2 separate regions of the Mus musculus genome follow, and region 1 is linked to region 2. Evidence: chromatin loops called from intact Hi-C (ENCODE). Cell type or tissue: left cerebral cortex. All regions are shown on one strand. Links, peaks and the distances in the headings refer to the core of each region. The heading gives the core; the rest is flanking DNA.

Evidence for each region. Peaks named below come from ENCODE experiments on the same cell type or tissue, not always from the same donor. Only the 100,000 strongest peaks of a DNase experiment are listed, where the experiment ranks them.
Region 1: a loop joins it to region 2, with 2.2 times the contacts of the local background. A loop is called at or near these places in 4 of 42 quality-filtered maps.

Annotation. Positions count from the first base shown.
Region 1 is chr8:116,617,881-116,628,268 of GRCm38, reverse strand. Cdyl2 (chromodomain protein, Y chromosome-like 2) reads left to right here. Exons shown (of 7, transcript NM_029441.3): 2 at 3,903-4,485. Among named protein-coding and RNA genes, the nearest start is that of Gm31367, 17 kb to the right of the region's middle. In left cerebral cortex, for the core only: a CTCF peak has its summit at 6,299; DNase peaks (open chromatin) are centred at 6,987, 8,139, 8,354, 9,267 and 4 more places; H3K27ac peaks cover 3,320 bases.
Region 2 is chr8:116,665,779-116,676,166 of GRCm38, reverse strand. All of the region lies in intron 1 of Cdyl2 (chromodomain protein, Y chromosome-like 2), which reads left to right. Among named protein-coding and RNA genes, the nearest start is that of Cdyl2, 62 kb to the left of the region's middle. In left cerebral cortex, for the core only: CTCF peaks have their summits at 4,445 (motif pointing left) and 6,994 (motif pointing right); DNase peaks (open chromatin) are centred at 1,549, 2,023, 4,424 and 4,828.

The sequences.
Region 1 (10,388 bases), core at 1,431-9,430, 48 kb after region 2:
GAACAGAACTGGTTGGTTCCCCCTCCAGTGTGGCTTCCAGCCATCTATACTCTGCAGCCTTCCTGACTCCAGGATTCTGAAGCAGCCCTACTGTGTACAGCCACCTTCTGTACTTGGATTTATTCAAGGAGATGGATACCCTCTCTTCTCTTAGGGAGCTGATTGTCATTTGAGGTCATCGTGAGCAAGGTGAGGTGAGGAAACATTGTGGTCATAGACACCAGCAAGCGTGTGGTCATTGGAGGCTATAGAAGATGAAGTAACTTCTGTTGTGGAATGTGAAAACCCCTGGTTGTCTGTTATCTGTTTACTTCCTCCTTGCCCCTTGCTGTATGAGTCACTAGAGGCCCCAAGACAATTATACATATGCTTAAGAACACATAATAGGGTTTGATAGGGGAATTAGCCAAGGTGGTCTTGCTCCAAAGCCTGGGTTCTTAGTATTACACTAAGTTCACTTTAATGCGACCTCTGTCCGTCCAGCGACCTCTGTCTGTCCATTTGCTCATTCCTTCATGAGCCTTCCAGACTTTGCATTTTCTTGCTCTCCCCTATAGAACTTACCAAGTCCAGTTTGTGTCACCCATATGTAAATGTGTGAGATTTCTCTTGGAATGTGGTCAATTAATGGGGTGGGGAGGGGACATGGGGCGGCATCCTTAGAGAAAACCCAGCTCCCTTCCCCAGAAGCCACCAGCGACTGGGGAAGGCTCAGGGGAGACTTGTGACCACCTCCCTCCATGCCGGACTGTTGACCGGCTTATTCTTATGCAAGTATTGTATACGCAGCTAAAGCTGCTCTGAGTTCATAAGTGTAGTGGTCCTGTCGTGTCCAGAGGACACTGTTTCTCTCAATTTCTTCTCCAACTTCTGCCTCTTTCTTCTGCCCGCCCCCCTTCCTCAATGATACTTGAGCCTTGGGGAGAGGAAGTGTGATAGAGATGTCTCATTGAGAGCCAGGCTGTCTGTAGACATGTATTTATCGTGCTTTGACCAGTCACCACTGGCAAAAACAAGTCCATATGTATAACAAGGGCGAAAGGCTAGTAAACTTAGGTCACCGTGAGATGAGTCCCAGGTAACGGCACTTGCCACCAAACCTGATGACTCAAGTTTGGTCCCTGGGTCTCACATGGAGAAGAGGAGTTAATTCCTGTAAGCTATCTTCTGATCTCTACAAGTTCACAGTGGCATATGCACCCCCATATACATAGTAAATCTTTAAATTGTTAAATAAAAATGACCCTTCGCTTAGATAAATCAGCCATTCGCACAGACCCAGCATTACCTTGGGTGTCTTTGTCCTTGGAATCTAAGGGAACATGTTTCTACATAGTAGCACATGGCTTAGACATGAACAGTAGGCTCACACCTACCTCTACTGTACCCTGGCTTGTGCTCCTGGGCAAGTCCCCTCATGCTCAGTGTCCTGGTTGTTTTTTTGTTTTTTTGGTTTTTTGGTTTTTTGGTTTTTTGTTTTTTGTCAACTTGACACATACCTAGACATATCTAGAAAGAAGGCATCTTAGTTGAGAAAATGCCTCCATAAAATTGGACTATAGGCAAATCTGTAGGGCATTTTCTTGATTAATAATTGGGGTGTGTTGGGAGGGCCCAGCCCACTACGGGTGGTACCAGCACTGGGCGGATGAGTGTGTGTTGTATAGGGAAGCAAGCTGGGGGAGCCCTGGAAAACAAAACTGCTGTCAATAAACAGCATTCCATCATGGCCTCTGCTTCAGTTCCCGCCTTGAGTTCGTGCACTGACTTCCCACAGTGATGGAGTGTGGCCTGAGAGCTGTCTTCTGAAATAAACCATTTCTTTCCCAAGTTGTGATGTTTTTAATCACGCAGTAGAAACACTAGCTAATGTGCACAGTTTTGGTTGTGATGTTTTTATTTTTTATTTTTTTATTATTTTTTTTTTTTTTTTTTTGGTTTTTTTGAGACAGGGTTTCTCTGTGTAGCCCTGGCTGTCCTGGAACTCACTTTGTAGACCAGGCTGGCCTCAAACTCAGAAATCCGCCTGCCTCTGCCTCCCGAGTGCTGGGATTAAAGGCGTGCGCCACCACCGCCCGGCTTCCCACAGTGATGGAGTGTGGCCTGAGAGCTGTCTTCTGAAATAAACCATTTCTTTCCCAAGTTGTGATGTTTTTAATCACGCAGTAGAAACACTAGCTAATGTGCACAGTTTTGGTTGTGATGTTTTTAATCACAGCAATAGAAATACTAGCTAATGTGCACAGTACCATCACCTGTCACATGGGAGAATGACCGCACCTCCCATGCAGTATGCCTGGCACCTCGTAGCCTAGCAACAAATGCTGGACCCCTCTCTGCCTCCATGTTGCATTCCTGCATGGCCTGGGGGAGGTGGGAGGCTGCATCGGGGAGAACCCAGTTTTATTGTTGCAAATCCATTTTGTCCGGTGCGAAGGGTTCCTGCAGCTGAGATGGTTGGCCTCACATAGCCCTTGAGAGACAAAGTTCAGAGTGAGAATTGTTCCAGCCCAGGTCTTCCCTCCCCAGCCCTGGGACTTGCGTGACTTAATCTCTCTGTGAGTCTCTCTGTAAAGCTCTGCCCTCACTGTAAAGCAGAGGCGGAGAAGATGCTTGCTTGTTGGGATGTCTGGGGAACGTGGTCTCAGGCCGTCCTTCAGTACAGTGTCTGCCTCAGAAACACAGTGTGCGTAATGGAAGCTATACATTAGATTTATTATGCAAAGACTGGAGAAATGGCTCAACAGTCAAGAGCATCTACTGCTCTTTGCAGAGGACCTGAGTAAGTTTGGTTCTTAAAACTCTGGTCCTTGCCACCTGAGACTCCATCCCCAGGGGATCCGACACCCTCTGATGGCCTCTGCCTGTGCTCTACACATGCACTGACCCACCCTAACAGACTAACTACGCGTTAATATAAAAACCTTCTTAAGAGATTTATTATATAAAAATAACAATGGTATCACAAAGATAAGTTAGTATGCCATCTGTAGTATTGCTTAATTAATATTGCTTACTTTTGTAAGAGTAGAAACCTTTGTCAGAAAGGGTTTTCAAAGTCAGAGTCCACTCTGCAGCCCTGGAACTAAGAATCTCTAGAGAAGGCTTGGAGTCGTGTGATTTCAACAAGAGTGTGGGTGCTCCCAGTGGGGTATAGTCTGGAGAGCCACCATGAACATGATCATGATCGTGATGTTTTAATTTTGAGAGGGAGGGTCAGGGCTGCAGAGTCAAATCCAGGGCCTCTTGTCTGCGAGGCAGGCATGCTGCAGCTAAGCTAAAACCTGGGGCCTTAAGCTGAGCTCCAGAACAAGCCAGCTCCCTTCATAGCACTCTTGGGAGTATTGCATTCTTTTTTGCCTGAGATTGACTGGAACAAGAACCCTTACCCAAAATGACAAGCACCAGCGCCTCAGGGTAGCGAAGGCTGGCCCATTTATTTATTTTTATGACCTCATGAAGTCGGTCAGCAACCCAGATAAAGTGCCGTGTGGGTTCTGCAGGAGTACTGGGGGAGGTTTTGTATACCTGAGCACAAGGCTTTCCTTGAACACCGAGTAACCAGTTAGGCACAATCTTACATGTCACCTGTCACTTTATACTTGTCTATTGCTCAGCAGAAATCGCAGATGGCTTCCCCTCTATGTGTCACATTCTTGTCTGTCTGAAAGCCCTTCAAGTACACAGCACATCTGCAGGCTATAAGCAAGCTTGACTGTTAATGAATTCGTTTCCACTCTGAATTTCTAGGTTGGATGTTGGCAGCCAGACTGGCAGATGTTTAGCGGGGACTCTGAGGTCTGTCTGCCCATCTGTAGCCGGACCTCAGACAGCTTGGGGCCCCTTTGGAAAATGATCCTTGGGTCCCACGTCTTCTCACCCTCTTCGTCTTGCATCCCCAGGTTGAAAGGATTGTGGACAAGAGGAAGAACAAGAAGGGGAAATGGGAATATCTTATCCGATGGAAAGGCTACGGCAGCACGGAGGACACGTGGGAACCGGAGCATCACCTCCTGCACTGTGAGGAGTTTATCGACGAGTTCAACGGGCTCCACTTGTCCAAGGATAAGAGGGTGAAGTCAGGGAAGCAGGCCGGAGCCTCCAAGCTCCTCCGCGACGCCCGCGGCCTGCCAGTGGAAAGACTCTCCCATCGGCCTCTGGAACCCGGGAAGAGCAAACCATCTTCCCACAAGCGGAAGCGCGTCAACTCTCCCCTGTCCAGGCCCAAGAAGGGGTCTTCGGGTAAGGCTCCAGACAGGGCCACCAAGACTGTGTCCTATAGGACTACCCCCAGTGGCTTACAGATCATGCCCCTGAAGAAGGCTCAGAACGGCCTGGAGAACGGAGATGCCGGCTCTGAGAAGGACGAGTCACACTTTGGAAACGGGTCCCATCAGCCGGATCTGGAGTTGAACGACCAGCTTGGAGAGCAGGAGGCCAGTGACTGCGACGGGACCCACTCCGCGCTGGTGGAGAATGGAGTTGGTCTGTGGCTTTTCTTTCTCTCAGGGTTGGGTTGGTCTTGGCTGGTGGCCAGCTTGTGGTGTTGTTGTTGTTGTTGTTGTTGTTGTAGGCAGGATCTTATGTGGTCCAGGTTGGCCTCAAACTCACCAAGTATTCTAGGATGGCTTTGACCCCCCTGTCTCCTGCCTCTGTCTCCTGGGTGCTGGGATTGCATGCAGGCACTGTTAGATCCTGTCTCAGGTAAAGGTGGAACACGGGGCATGCTGGGTAAGGACTCTACTCACCAAGCCAGCCATGTCTTCAGCCCTTTGGTCTGACTTTTCTTTCAACCTAGGGAAATATCTAAGTTGCTACCCACCTTCTGTCTTTAACTCTTAGCTACCTCTTAGTTCTGCCTTTCTTGGTCTCTCACGTCAAGGCCACGGACGTTTGACCTCAAGCCTGTGCTGGTTATTAGACACCTTTGCATACAGGGATATCAAGCCCCAGGTGCTATATGAGGCCTGCGGTAGGTTACAAAGGCCTAACTACAGCTAGGCCTGTCATCCCAGCTATGTGAGAGGCTGGGGTAGGAGGATTGCAAATGTAAGGTCACTCGGGACTACAGGTTGAGTGCATGACCAGCTTGGGCCACTGTAATGAGATCCTGTGATGTAAAGGGGACATCCAATCCCCCCTATACTGTTAAATACAGAAAAAAGAGAGAATCCTACTACACTGTAGGATACCCCAGGCTGTAGTCACCACACCAGATCCACATTCCTGGGGGTGGGGTGCAGCCCAACATCCCAGGAGACAGAAGTCCTCCCCAGAGGGCCTGCACCTCCCCTGGGACTCACAGCCTTTGTCCAGGGAGGGGCTGCCTTGGGGGCTGTCCTCCTGTCCACGCCATTTACAGATGGAGTTCTCCAAGCTAGCGCATGATGGGAGATGCCTGCTCTTCTGGTGTCACCAGCGTAGGCGGAGGGCCGTTCCTCTTAGGTGGAACATGACTAACTTCCAGCTGTGTCCATGCATGGGACATAGGACAGTACAACTCCTGTCGTGCTTCTTTAATTTCTTTATCCAGTCTCTATGTTCAGACCAGGCTTGCCCTGGACTCACGGTTGCCCAGACTGGGCAGAGCTTCCTTTATAAAGCCGCCAATCCCTTTCAAGATGATAGATACAGTTCTCATGAGCTTATCTCATCCCACAGGCTTTGCCTCTTGGTACTGTTAAATGGGATACAGAGTTTCAAGCTGTGACTCTCGGGGGAGGGGGAACCCCAACACCCAGACTATAGTGGGTTGGTCCTAACTGCAGCTCCAACCCCGCCCTGTGCCGGCTCTCTTGCCTGCTCCTTTCTGCCCTGTCCTGGAAGCAACGTAGACTGTAGGTAGCTTGCGTTAGGACATGAATTCCTCCTCTTACAGTCTCTGGAGGCGGTGAACCCTGAGCTTCTCATGCTGTGACATCCTCAGTGGCCAGACTGCGCCTTCACAAAGACCTCAGTGGCCTGTGTCTTTGGGCAAGCTGTGTGCTCCAGTGTCATGCCCCCTCCATTCTCAAACACCCTTGTGTATACCCACAGGCATCTTCATATACAGAGATCAGAGCCTGAAGTCTCAGGAGCTTCAGGAAATACCTAATGGGCACACAACAGTGCATGCCCAGTGTGCAGGGCCCTCAGATGCCCCTGATGGAATGAGAGTGAACACGGATGCAGAGGTGCAGGTGGTAACGAGCAGGCTAGGTCATGAGTTAAGTGCCCGTCTGTGATGATGCTGAGTGTGGGGTCTGGACCGTTCTGAGTATGCTCCGTTGGGGAGAGCTTGCCATCTTTAGGGGAACCTGGGCAATTGCTTAGAGCTTCCTCCTGCTCCAGAGAGGAATCTCACCCTAACGCGATTTATTTAGGCATCTGCCCCAGCCTGACTCATGCTTCCATCTGGGGATCCCCCAGTGCTGATATGCCTGTGCTTCGAGCATATGGAAGCGCTGTTTGTCTTAAACATTCATCTCTCGGGGGAAGAAGTAGCTTGTGTAAACGAGGCTTGGCATAAACATCCCCGTTTGATGTTCGCGTGACAGCTGCTAGCAGTTGCAGAATCCCCCTCCCCCATTGGTGCAGGAAGGGGCGGTCAGGGGAAGCCTCTTAGGCTCATGGGGTACAAGAGCAGGAGCCTGGGCAGGGTCCCAGTAACTGAGCTGATAACACTCCCCCTGCCAGACTTGCAGCTTCCCTAAGAGTAAGCAGGAGCACTAAGGGAGGATGGTTTGCTGACTGACTGCCAGACAGCAGTGTGATGCACAGGGTGGGTGTCTCTCCCCATGCCCTGTGCTGCTTTCTGAGGTGGAGTGCAACTGTTAGCCTTTTGCTCTGGCGACCCGCCTTGAATGCCAACTCGCTAATGGGGCCAGATACCTCATCACCTGAGAAACTTGCTAGCCAGCCGACCCGCCGAAGTCCCTGCGCGTTTGTAGCTATTCTGGACCTTTTTCCTCCTCAGTCTGGTGTCTTGCTATCTTCTCCAGATAATGTATATTCACACATCCCAGGGCCCCAGCTGGAAGGGAGAGGAAGCTGCCACCCACCTCTATTGTGTTTGTAGCCGTCCCAAACTTTTTGCTTAATTACATCCTTTCGAGTTGGCGCCCACAAGCTCCCATGAGGATAGGCTGTTGGTCTCATATTTCACGTGTCTAATATCCCCCTGGATACCTGTGACAAATGTAGGCAGATCCCACAGTATCTGATGGACTGTCTTAGGCGGAGAGGCTCCAGGAGACTGGCTCTTGATGGGTACCTCGGCGGCTTCTGTGTGTTAGACTCTGTACCAGGATGACTGGGCCGTGTCATTTGCCATCGGACACCAGAGCCCTTCAGTTCAAGTCTGACTCTCGGAGCACCGGTTCAGGACCACTGCCCTGCTAGCCGCTGGCTAGATTAGAGAGATGCAAAGAGAGGAGTAAGGGCCCATCTTTTGTAACTTAAAATCTACCCTCGGCCAAGCTGGTGGGCTCGGACTTTTAGGTTGAGTAAGCACCAGAGGTTGAACCTCCATGGATGGAGTCCCATGTAATACATGGAACAGCATTGCCGTATTTATATACAACTCGAATGTAGTCACTCGTGGGAGAAACGGCTCCTGCCTCAGTCACCCTCTGACACTTGGGTTGCAGCTAGCTTATTACCCAGGGGGGTCAAGCACTGGGGGAAGCGGAGGCAGCATCCTTGCCATTGAGAGCAGTCTGAGATTCAGAGGTGTAGGGAGACCAAACAAGTCTCTGTCATGCTCCTGGCCTTAGGGAAGCTCTGTTGAGGGCAGTGCCACATACAGGTTAGGCATTGAATTATTTTCCTCCTAATCTTTCTCTGACCCAAACCTAAGGATCTAGTGCCATTTGACCAGTGGGGTGTAGGACTTAGGGGTTCCCCCTGTTTGCCCTGCAGAAGCATCCCAGAGGGCTCCTGACTGCACCTCAGGGCAGTGTTTGGGATATGGGGTGTTCACTTTTTAAATGTCTTTCCCCCCCTCTCTCGATGACTTAACTTCCCCATAGAAAGAAGTAACTTATGTAATATGACTTCCTTATGGTATAGGAACAATCCACAGCCCAGGGCTCCAGTGGGTGGCACATTCTGGGTTCACACCATGCCTCTCCCCGCTGAAGCTCAAGATGAATATGGCATGCATGGCTCAGTGCCCACCTCTGTTCCCTCTTCTCCTGGGGTGACAAACGACTCTGCGGTCCACGGACCATCTGCCTCAGTATCCCTCTGGGAGCTTGTTAGAATGAGCTCCGCCCCATCCGAGTGAATGGGGACCTGGGGCGGCGGCGGGGGGGGGGGCGGGGGGGCAGGTGTGAATCACTCCTGTCAAACGATGAGTTTTAATAGCTGAGTGTGGATGGCCGCCCCCACGGACGTGTGTGGTTGTGAGCGATGGCTCATAGACGCCTCGCTGCCAGATCTGGGATGTTCTCCCGCATTTTTAAACTTGTAAGAGCATGGTTTTTTTAAAAAACAAGGTCTCTTCCTTGACTGTGTACTTCCCACATAAGGGATTTCTCTCTGTTTCTGTCTGTCTGTCTGTCTGTCTGTCTCTGCCTCTCTGTCTCCATGTCTCTTTCTTAAGAAAGATAGGCTTCAGCTGTGCTGAGCAGCTGTCCCTTTAGGGATCCCTCCCTCTCCTGCTCTGGTGGGAACTCCCCTGTCCTGACTGTCCACAGAGGCCACAGCCTGGTTCTTTTAAAGACCCATTTGTGCTTTAACCCCTGGGGACACTCCACCTCCCCAGCAGGTACCCTCATTCCCTTTGAGCCCTAGAGCAAAGCATGGCTGCCCAGTCAGTGCTCTCCAAGGGCCCGTGGACCCTCAAGCCCCGTGCCCACAGTTCTCTGATTTCCGAATATCATTTCTCTACATGTTTGGTGTCTGTCTGTCTGTCTCCCAGGCCTTCCGTGATTCACTATTCCCTGCATTGTTCCCGCCCATGCATGTCCCCTCCCAGACAGGTGGGCATCCTTTGCCATTTTCCATCCATCCATCCTCTGACAGGATGCCAGCCTTCTCTTCCAGGGTGTTCACTTCAACCTTCACACTCTCCATGCGGTTATTGCTTTCCCTTATCTGCAGATCAGAACCGAGGTGGACATTTAAAAAGCAACCCACACTGTCCTCGTGGGGAGAACTTGGGACCTGACAAAGGCAGAGCTAGACTCAGCACACCTGGAGGGTGGGCTGGAAACTGAACAGAGCCAAGTTGGTACTGTTGGCCTAGGAACCCCATTTTGGAAACCACCACCATTGACTAATAAGCTGTGGGTGGTAGGTGAAAACATAGGCGGTTGTGAGAGCCCAGGGGCCTCGCCGAAGAGTAGGCGTTCTTATGCCTGGGACCTTCCAGTTGCCTTTGTGACTCGTTGAAGTATGAGGGAGAACGTGGAATGGGAGAAGCAGGGTAAAGGAGCTATATTGTGAGATTCTGATGTTCGCAAAGGATGCTCTGTGGTCCTCGTGGTGGCTTCTAGAGGCAGCTGTTACACCCATATTAAAGTGCAGGAGGAGGCTACAGATGGCACAGGTTGGGCTCAGGAGACAAGCCCAGGCAATTTAACCCCAGAGCTGACCTCGAAGTAATACCCACCTGGCTTTGGGGGCAGCGAAAAGCAATTTGTAAACCCTGATTACCCACAAACATAACTGGGGTGTTCTTCTCTGACTTGAATCTGCAAACCTTTGATAAGATTAAGTTCACAAAAAGTACAACTTAAGGATGGTTGTTAGAGTGCTTGCCTGATGTGTGAAGTCTTGGGTCAGAGCCTCAGGTGCTGCATGCCTATAATTGTGATGCTCTGAGTGTGGAGCCCGGGGGTCAGAAATTCAAGATAATCCTTGGCTACCTAGCAAGTTCAGGGACAGCCTGAACTTGAGTCTTTCTCTCTTTCCCTCCCTCCCTCCTTTTTTCATCCCTCCTTCCTTTATCCCCTGCTCTCTTTCCTCTTTCCTGCCCTCCCTTCCTCTCTCTCTCCCCCTCTTCCTCCAACACAAAGTAAAATAAATATAACTTAAGACTGAACTTACTCTTAGAAAGCTCCAGCAGGAGCCTGAGGCTGAGTGGTCAGTTCTATGTTCCAGAATGGATAATGTAAATGAGGATTCTAGAGCGAGTGGGCGGGCTGGGCTGCCCCTGACTCATGCAGACTCTGCAGACTCTTGGACCAGAGAACACATTCCAGGTTTCTCTGGTGGGTCTCAGACAGGGTGGATTTCCAGACTGGTCAGGGAGACAAAGGAAAATTGTCAGTTGGTCTCACTCTGAGCCCAGTGGTCAGTCGTCGTCCTCAGTGACCCTCTGGCTTCTCTCAGTCCCCTCAGTACTGCCTCAAAACTGTTCTAGACATTTCTTACTCCCTGCTTTGATCTTGAAACCTGGCTCT
Region 2 (10,388 bases), core at 1,044-9,043:
CAGATTATGATGTTTTGATATCTTGGAGATTTAAATTTTTATTTCATAACACCTTTTGAATTTTTCTGTAAGTTTAAAAAGTCCATAATCTGTGTGCAGCTTATTTGGTGTGTGCCTTTATTTATTTTACATTTAATTCTTGAGTTCTGGGCTCATACTCATAGATGGCAACACATCATAATTTCTTTTACTTATCTAGGTTTCCATACACTTTAATGAATATAGAATTTAAAATTATATATGTGTGTGTGTGTGTGTGTGTTTGTGTGTGTGTGTGTGTGTGTTTGTGTGTGTAGGGGTATATATATTTGCTTACTGCAAGGCATACACTATATATCTATAGGTATGTCTTTGTGCTTTTTATACAATTCCAGTTTCTCTTTGTGCTTACAGTAGAGCTACTTTTTATGGTAGTTTTCTGTAATAAATATTACTACAAGTCTAAATTCAGTTTTTTTTTAAACATATTTCCCCTGGGCTATTTCTGCTTCTTATTTACTTAAAATAAATTTGTGAAGTTTAAAAAATTCCAGATGGGAGTTTGATTAATAATCGCTCGAAGTTTGAAGTTGAGTTTGAGAAAATTAACATGTTTATAGTAATGAACTTCCCGTCCACAAATATAGAATCATCTCCATTTGGTATAAATGGCGTTTTAAAATATGTTGCCGTTTTGCACATTTCTTCGTTGAATCCTGCACTGCTTTTCCCCACTTTGGTTAAATTTCATTTCCAGGCATTTTATATTTTTTGCTGCTTCTCTAAATAGGGTATTTTTCCTACCATATTTTCTAAGCAGTTACTGCTGGTTGTTGATAAGGTTCTTTTTGTGGTTGTTATTTATTTATTTTTTTTGTTATTTTTTGGTAACCAGACAGATTTCTGAAGTTGCTTCTTTAATCTCTGTCTTTCTTAGTCTCTTAATAAACGAGATGTACAATTGGATAGTAAAGTCCTATTTTTGACTCTTTCATAGACATTAATTGATATAGTTATTTCCTTTTTCTCAGTTGCCCTGCTTAGAGGTTATAAGACAGTATTAAATGTCCTCCAGTCATGATGGTGGGGCTTCACAAACGGTATAGCCATGATGGGGAGGCAGGGCTTCTCCTTTGCCTCTCTCTGTCCCCCCAATTAGATGTTGACTCCCCACTCTCTACTCCTGCAGAAGGGAAAGCTACACAGTGGAGATGGACCTCTGGTGGACCATGGGCCATGAGATGGGCTTGTGGTGGGGAACAAGGGGGCCAGTGCAGCCTCCGGCTTTGTTACGTCTTGGTAGTGTCTGTCCCTCCATGGACCATAACTTAGGATGTCAGCCAGGATCCTTGTGAGCTTTGCTTCTGCCTAGTTCAGTCTATCTTGCCCTCCCTCCTCCTTCCTTCCCTCCCTCCCCCCCCCCCTTTCTTTTTTAAAGATATCCTTTCTTATGTCCCAGACTGACCTTCAACTTTGAATTCATTAAGTGGCTGGCGGTAAACCAAGAACTTCTGATCTTACGCCTCCACTTCCCCAACACTGGGATTATGGGTGTGCCCCATCAGACCAGGTTTAGGTGGTGCTAGGACTGGAATCTGGGACTTCCCTAATGCTAGCTCAACATCCTCCCAACCGAGTGACAGCCTCAGCTCTCACTGCTTGCCTTTTCCTAGATTTTCTGAGCACTTCATGAGCCTTCTCCTCACACGTCTTCCCTACCTCCTACACCATTTACCCCAGAAACCCACCCATGGGAGACCTGACAATGAAGGGAACTGCATCCTTGGATCCTGAAGGTCACTGTGTCTCCATTATGTCCCTGACTGCCTGGGCTGCCCTGCCCTGCCCTGCCCTGCCCTGCCCTGATGGCTGAGCCTAAATCTGCATTTCTGGTAACCGTATAGACAGAGGTCACAGGTGTGGGGCCGGGGTGAGGTGGGGCTCTTCTCTGTCAGAAGTCAGAGTTCTATGGCTCAGTGAGTCACTCTGCTCCCACCCCCTGAGCTCTGAGCTGGCTTGTTTCAGGGTTGGTGTGGGTGGCGGTGTGGCTGGCAGGTTGTGGGTGAGGCCAGCCCACCCCAGAAGGTAGTGATGAGCCGAGTGCTGCCACGAGCCTGCTAGCACCAGGCTATGCCTTGTACCTGTCCTGCAGGGACTCTGGCTCTTGCTCTCCGTTTTTTTTCCCTGTGAAATCATTTCCCTTCTCTCCCTTCAAGCCTTTGGATCCTTCCAGTCTGTCTATTTTAATTGTGATCAAGTTCACTGCAATTTGTCATCTTAAGCAATTTTAAGAGCAGAGCTAGAGGCAGGAAGAACGTTCACGGTGACGGATAGCTCTCACCTGTGGCCCATCCAGGTAGCTCTTTTCATGCAAAGTTGAGACTGTCAATGAAAATCATGCCCCATTCTCCTGCCTCAGCCCCTGGAAGTGATTGTTCTAGTCTCTGTCTAAGAATGTCACTACTCCAGACAGTTCATGGAAGTAGAATCCTGTAGGAGTCTGGAAACTGGCTTTCTTCCCTCAGGACACCGTCCTCAGGGTTCATTCACGCCACAAGTATCAGTACTTCCTCTCTTTGGAAGCGGAGTAACGCCCCGGATATGCACATTCACTATGCACATTCAAATTTCATTTGTTGCTTTGAGGAAAATGCTCTGATCACCTGGGGGTACTTGCTTAACAACCACATAAAAAAACAAAAACCAACCAACCAAACAAACAAACAAACAAAAAAAAAACCAAAAAACAACAAAGCTATTTTCCCAGCCTGCCAACTTTAACTTTTGAATAAACATTACTGTTATTTTTATTATTCGCATACCTACAATCACTGGACCAAAACATTCAACATAATTTCCCATTCAAAGGGGAATTAAATAGAGAGACTATCTTGTGTGTTGTATGGATACATCCACCTGTCAATTAAAAGCCTAGCTGACCTATGGCTTAGCCAGGAGGTAGAAGGTGGGATATCCGGGAGGAGAAAGAATTCTGGGATAGAGGCAGGCGAGGAGATTTCCTTCCTGGGGAGATGGGACAAGACAGATGCCCAGTACCTGAACACAGGTAACTAATCACGTAGCAGAATGCAGGTCAGAATAAATGGGTTATTTTAAGTTATATCAATTCAGGGAAGAGCCTAGCTCTATGGCCAGGGTGTCTGTAAATATATTGTGAGTCTGAGTCTTATTTCTGGGAGCATGGGGCTGGGAGGAAAATCCTGGCCTAACCTCAACATAAGCCAATGTGGATTTTTTTTTCCTTTTTGAAGTATTTATTTGTCTTATGTTTATTTGTGTGTTTTGGGGGAGTGGGACGTGTTCCATGGTACCAGTGTGGAAGTCTGAGCAAAAGGCATGAGGGTCCCGGGAGTCAGACTCACGTCACTAGGCTTAGTTAGCAAGCACCGTTCTCCACTGACATTTTCTGACCAGTCACTTAAACAAACAAACAAACAAACAAAACCCGTCTTATTAAATGTAAGCAGCCATAGCCACGGCCATTTTAGGACATTTTCCGTCATCAAAAAGAGCCATCACGAACCTCTCCCAGCAGCATAGCCCCACCAGGTCCCCCAGCTCCAGGCAGCCACTGATAAGTGTGTATTTTCCATGGGTTTTCCTGGTCTGCCTTTTTACACAAATGATGTCCTACTGCATGCGGTCCTTGTGACCAGGTGCTTCCACCTAGCAGACATCAGGCCTCATCTCCTTTTCTCAGGATCCCGCTGTTCAGTCACAGGCTTGTCTTGTCTTCCCTGTCACAGGGCACACAGGTGAGTTCTATTCTGTTGCTTTCTGACACCCCCCCCCCCCCACACACACACACAGAGTTGGGGATTAGAAAAGTAAAAAATTAGTGACTCAGGGAGGCTGAAGAGACTGCCCGGTGGGAAGAGCTAGCGATGTTCCTCCAGAGGTCCCGGGTGTGATTCCCAGCACCCAAGTCAGGTACTTCCCACAGCTCCAGCTCCAGGGAGATTCCATGTCCCTGGCCTCTGCAGGCACCTGTTCTCATGTTCACACAGCTACTTACATGATTAAAAGTAAATCCCCTTAAATTAGTAACTTAATAAACAATAGAGAGCGGGGCTTCGGATAGCACAAGTGACAAAGTCTGTGCCCCTGCCATCAGGAGAACATGAGTTGTATGTAAAATGCCAGATGTAGTAACTTGTACTGGTAATGTTTGCATTGGTGGGATGGAGACAGGAGGACGTCCCCTGACCTCCCACCCCCACCCAGAACCCCCAGGCTTGTTGACCTGTCAGCTTAGCTTAATCAGCAAGCCCCAGGTCCAGGGAGAGAAACGGTTTATCCAAAAACAAGGTGGGAATTCAGGAGAGTTGATTCAGCCGTACTTATGGTTCTTGTAGAGGACTCGAGTTTCATTTCCTACACCCATATAGTGGCTCACCATTATCCTAAATTCCAATTCCAGGGAATCCAGCGCCCTCTTCTGGCCTCTGAGAACATCAGGCAAGCACATGTTGTACACACAGACAAAACACTTGTACACATAAAATGAAATAAATCTAAAATACTTCAGAGTGGATGGATCCTGAGGAACAACACCTGAGGCTGAACTCTGACCCCTGCACACACATGCACGCACACACACATTCAGACATACACATAAGCACACACACACACACAGTGAATGAATGAATGAATGAATGAATGAGTGAGTTGTGGAACAAAATGCTGTGATTTGAATGAGGTTCAGACCATACTCGTGTGAGTGGTTATTTGTGTTACGACTCTGTGGGTGATGGTTCCGCGTCTTGTTTTGTCTAGAAATTAGAATATTCAGACGAGACAAGCCTGATGAGAAGGGTTTGAAGTGCCGAGAATTCTAAGTGGGTTGACGGTGGGGGTGTACTTGCAGTTAGATTCAGGAGCCGACAAATGGATGCTCATAAGACAGACGGGGGTTTATAACTTTTTAAAAAAGATTTATTTATTTTATGTATATGAGAACACTGTAGCTCTCTTCAGACACACAAGAAGAGGGCTCAGATCCCATTACAGATGGTTGTGAGCCACCGTGTGGTTGCTGGGAATTGAACTCAGGGACCTCTGGAAGAGCAGTCAGTGCTCTTAACCACCTTCCTCTCTTCCCTCTCCCCTTTCTCCCGCGCCCTCTCTGGCCCAGGGCTAGCAGTGCCATCTTGTGTTGCAGTCTCAAGCTCATTGCACTATGCAGTACAGGGCAGGTTGCTCAGGGTTAGATGGGCAGATGTGGAGAGTCCATTGACCCCTGACCAGGGAAGCACTGGCGCTGGTCACTATAATTCCAAGGCCCCACCTTTCCCACTTGGCTAGGAGAGGCGTCTGGATCTTAAAGAGACTGTCTTGGTCACAGAGCTCCCTGATTGGCTTAGAGCTGTCACGAAGCTCTCTGATTGGCCTAGGGCTGTCACGGAGCTCTCTGATTGGCTTAGAGCTGTCACGGAGCTCTCTGATTGGCCTAGGGCTGTCACAGAGCTCTCTGATTGGCGTAGGGCTGTTTTGGAGAGACAGGAAGCTAATGTAAAAGTTACTCTGAAGCAGTACGGGGCTTCTGAGCATGCCACTGGTAGTCCAGTGGTCAGGTCTGTGGAACCCTTGAGAAAATCATGTTTTGTGTAAACATTCTCCAGCTCTCTAGCCCAGTCTTTCTGATCTCCAGTGCTGACTTGGGGCCGATCCTTTTTGGGGGTGGGGTGGGGGTCTCTGATGCCTTAGCCTTCTCTCACCACAGCTCACTCACTAACTATTAGAATATCAAACAAGGCAGCCATCCTTCCCTTATGGAGGGACCCTGTCCTGGACCATATTAAAGTTCAGTGCTTTACGTGAAAGAGTTCCTCTCTTCCTGACGGTGAAGGAGGAGGTCGTTATTAATCCCATTTTACGGAAGAAGCTTATACACAGATGGAAGAGCCTGAGAGACTCCAGAGATGTGGCTTGCACTGTTTCTTCTTTTCAGTTTTACTTTTACTTTACGTGTGTATATGATGTGTATGCCTGAAGAGGACATCAGATCTCCTCCAGAGCTAGGTTGATAGGAGTGGTGAGCCACCCGATGTACATGCTGGGAACCGAACCCAGGTCCTCTGCAACAGCAGCAAGCACTTTTAACTAATGGGGCCATTTCTTCAGGCCCAAGATTCACACTGTACTCTCTACCATAGTTTGTATTTTTCTCAGAAATAGCCTTCATGATAATGTAGTCATAATACAATGAGGGGCTTATCAGCATGTATGGTAGCGTGGGCATCCCTTGCATTATTTAAAAAGTTTAGATTAGTGTGATACGGTTTGTGACTGCGGGAGGGGTGGTTGTCCTTGTGTTCATGTTAGGTCAGATGAGCACTTGTAAGAATCAGTTCCGTCCTTTCACCCAGGACCCCAGTTGTCAGGTTTTGTACCGGCTGCTTTTGTGTGTCAACTTGACACAAGCTGGAGTTATCACAGAGGAAAGGGCTTTAGTTGAGGAAATGCCTCCATGAGATCCAGCTGTGGGGCATTTTCTCAATTAGTGATCAAGGGGGGAGGGCCCCTTGTGGGTGGGACCATCCCTGGGTTCTATAAAAAAGCAGGTTGAGCAAGCCAGTAAGTAACATCCCTCCATGGCCTCTGCATCAGCTCCTGCTTCCTGACCTGCATGGGTTCCAGTCCTGACTTCCTTTGGTGATGAACAGCAACATGGCCGTGTAAGCTGAATAAACCCTTTCCTCCCCAACTTCCTTCTTAGTCATGATGTTTGTGCAGGAATAGAAACCCTGACTAAGACAGGTTTGCTCTGCAAATGTTTCATCCTCAGAACTCTCCTGGCAGCTTGACCACCGGTGCGCTGTGTGATGGCTGAGTCTCTTGCTTATGGGGAACATCCTTGTGTGTTCTGTTCACTTCATCCAGAGCCCCCATTCTGACAGTGTTTCTTGTTCTTTTTGGTGGTTTGCAGTTGTGGCTCGAATGTGGAATATCCCCCTTGGGCTCCTGAGTTTGAGTCCTTGCTGCCAGCAGGTGGCGCTCTTTTGGATGTTTGTGTACTTCAAAACCAGGATGGGACAGTGCTCGTGGCCCTGAGTCCTATCCCATGTAGCCCTGGCTTCTGTGTTTCTAAGTTGAGCCCTCCTTACTTTATATAGACTCACGCATTGGCCAGGTCAAATCTTGAAGTTATACCGCTAAAAATTCTGAGCATTGACTGATGGAGTTTCCTAGTATCGTCCGTTAGATGACCTACGATGGAGTGTCGTGCCAGGCATCTAACCAGAATGCAGAGCGTGCTTTCATTGAGTTCAAGGTGTAATTATTTTCAGTACTGATGGACTCATCATCTCTCACCTCTGTTCCCGGCAAGACTTAGTGAGTGTCGTCAGTCTTTGGTTTGGAGTGATTCTGGGAAACTGTGTTTTACCGCCAGGGATCGGCTTCATCCTCTAGGGAAGTCAGTGCCAGGGAGGGTAGATTATACTGTTAGATTATATCATAGCAGCCTGGCTTTGGAGGGGAGGTAAGACTTGGGGAGAGGAATGGGCAGAAGGGACCTTTGCAATCACTGTGGCAGGCCGGGCCAAAGGCCATCGTCCTGTGCGATCTGGTAGAAGTTTCCAAGCCTCTTGGCAATTGTGGGGATGCATTGCTTGGTCTCCAGAGCATTGAGTACAGTTTCCCTTGTGGTGACAACTGCTCTCCTTGTGTTGATTGACAAAGTACTGGGGAAAGTATACAGCCAAGACACTCAGTCCACTTCTCGTACTGATAATCATTGCTCCATGTTGGCCTACCAACAATGTCCCAAGACGATGGGTTTAAAAAAATGTCATTTCCTACTGGATCTGAAGTGAGGACACCCATGCCTTCAAGGAGGCTGCTGTGAACCTGTCCAGGGAGCCTCAGAGGGTATCCAGGCTTTTCAGCACCTGTGTAATGTGGAAATAGGGCAGAGCTGTCGCACAACCAGATGGCATTATGAGACTACTTAGAATGTGCTATCAGAAATGGGAAATGGCGCCTTCTAGTGAACTCCCTTCTACCCACAGCTGGGCTAATCATCTTTTGTTGTTAGACAACTGACTTTTTGAACCCATCTTCTGTATCCTCCTTCTAATCCCATTCTCTTCTCAGCTTTTCCTTTGCCAGTGGCTTTGTCATCTTTCGGTCTATTGGATAAGCAGTCCCTTCTCCCCCCGCCCCATGGGCACAGGTGACACAGTTCAGAAACGTGTGCAGAATGTGTATTGATTCATGGAATGTGACTCGTGAATACATGTGTGTTTTCGTATGCGTCTTTCGGGCCTGCTTGCCCGCTTCTATTGTCTTCCCTAGTCAGTGTCTATGAGAAAGGTTCTCTCACGGAACATGGGACTCACTAATTGGGCTACACTGTTGGGCCGGAAAGCCCCCAGGAGCTGCCTCTCCTGCTAGCATTACAGATGTACACCACTGCACTCAGCTTTTAATGCGGGTTCTGGGGATCTGAGTCTGGTGTTGCCCTAAGCTGTGTCCCCAGCCCAGTTTAGTTTTCTGTTGGGATAAAGGACGTTCTCTACCCCGCTATGGTACCTCTTTGGTCTTACCTTTCTGCTGATGCCCAGAGTCTTTGCCATCAGTGAAAACATTTCACTCTTGTTATTTGAGATACTTAAATTTTGGATTCACATCTTGAGAGTGAAAGCATGCTACAACACTCAGAAGGAGAAAGAGAGGGGAAATAAGGACCACCGTTTCCCTCCAGTTCTGCGAGGTGACACATGTATATCCTGGCTTTGAGTATGTTCATCCAGGAACATTTTCTCTCTGGGAGTCTGCAGCTTGTCTCTATTTACAGACTGTGGACTGTAGAACACTCCTGCCAAGATGCGATTCAAAGGGGCTCCAGACTTGAGTGTGGCTTCTAACAACGAGGAACACGTATTTCACGGACTCTAAGATACTATCAATGAAAAATGGCTTTAGCCAGACAGTGGCGTCTGAGCCATCAAGGTGGGCTACTCCTCTGTTATGAAATGCTTCCTGATTCCAGAGGTGTTAAAAGGAGGAGAGCCTGGCACCATCCTCCGTGAAATTTGGCACGTCTGTGGTCTAATCATCCACTTCATGCACACACTGTTGTTGTTATGGATGTCACAATACAAGTGATGGGTCTGGTGGTTTGCCGTATGCCTGTCTGTTTACTTTGGAGGGCGGATAGGAATTTGGAGCCTCGAATCATCCTTGGCCAAGAAAATGTCAAACCTGTGCCAATCTGGATTGATTTTCCTCAAGGTCTAGTGCATATCCGTCATTGTGGGATCCCCTGCCGCCTCTGGTTTCTCTCTGTCCCTCCTGTGTTGGGCTGGGCTCCATGTATTTTTTCTGATTTTCTCACACTATTGTCAGGGTGGAGTTGACCTCTAGTAGGTCCCTAAGAAAAGCAGACGAGGAGATATTAATCAAATATGTTTCTAAAAATGTCTTAATTCTACTCTCCCACTTGACCTATGGTTTAGCTGAGTGTGGTCTTCTAGGTTGTAAATAATTTTTTCTCTCTTTCTCTCTTTCTTTCTTTTCTTAAAGATTTATTTATTATTATATGTAAGTGTACTGTAGCTGTCTTCAGACACACCAGAAGAGGGCGTCAGGTGGTTGTGAGCCAACATGTGGTTGCTGGGATTTGAACTCTGTACCTCCGGAAGAGCAGTCAGTGCTCTTAACTGCTGAGCCATCTCTTCAGCCCCATAAATAATTTTCATTGAAGCACCCCTCTATTGCATTTGGTTTTCAACCTGTGGTCCCCAACCTGTGTGACTCCTTTGTGGGTGGGGGGTGTAAAATGACTCTTTCATAGGGGTCACATATCAGCTATCCCACATATCAGATATTTACATTACAGTTCCTAACAGTAGCAAGATTATGGTTATGAAGTAGCAATGAAAGTAATTTTATGGTGTGTGTATGTGGTGGTGGTGGTGGGATTACTATAACATGAGGAGCTGTGTTAAAGGGTCTCAGCATTAAGAAGGTTGAGAACTAGGCTGGAGAGATGGCTCAGAGGTTAAGTGTACTGACTGCTCTTCCAGAGGTCCTGAGTTCAATTCCCAGGAACCACATGGCTCACAGCCATCTACAATGGGATCCGATGCCCTCTTCTGGTGTGTCTGATGAGAGTGACAATGTACTCACATGAATGAATGAGTAAATCTTAAAAAAAAAAAGAGGGCTGAGAATCACTGCCTATGGCTTCTGATGTCCTGCAGTCCCTGTTTTTACTGATTTCTTCCCATTTAGTTCTATGTTTTCGCTTTCTTGAACTTCAGGGTTTGTTTGTTTGTTTTTTGTTTTAGTTTAGGTTTTTTTTTTTTTTTCGAGACAGGGTTTCTCTGTATAGCCCTGGCTGTCCTGGAATTCACTTTGTAGACCAGGTTGGCCTCGAACTC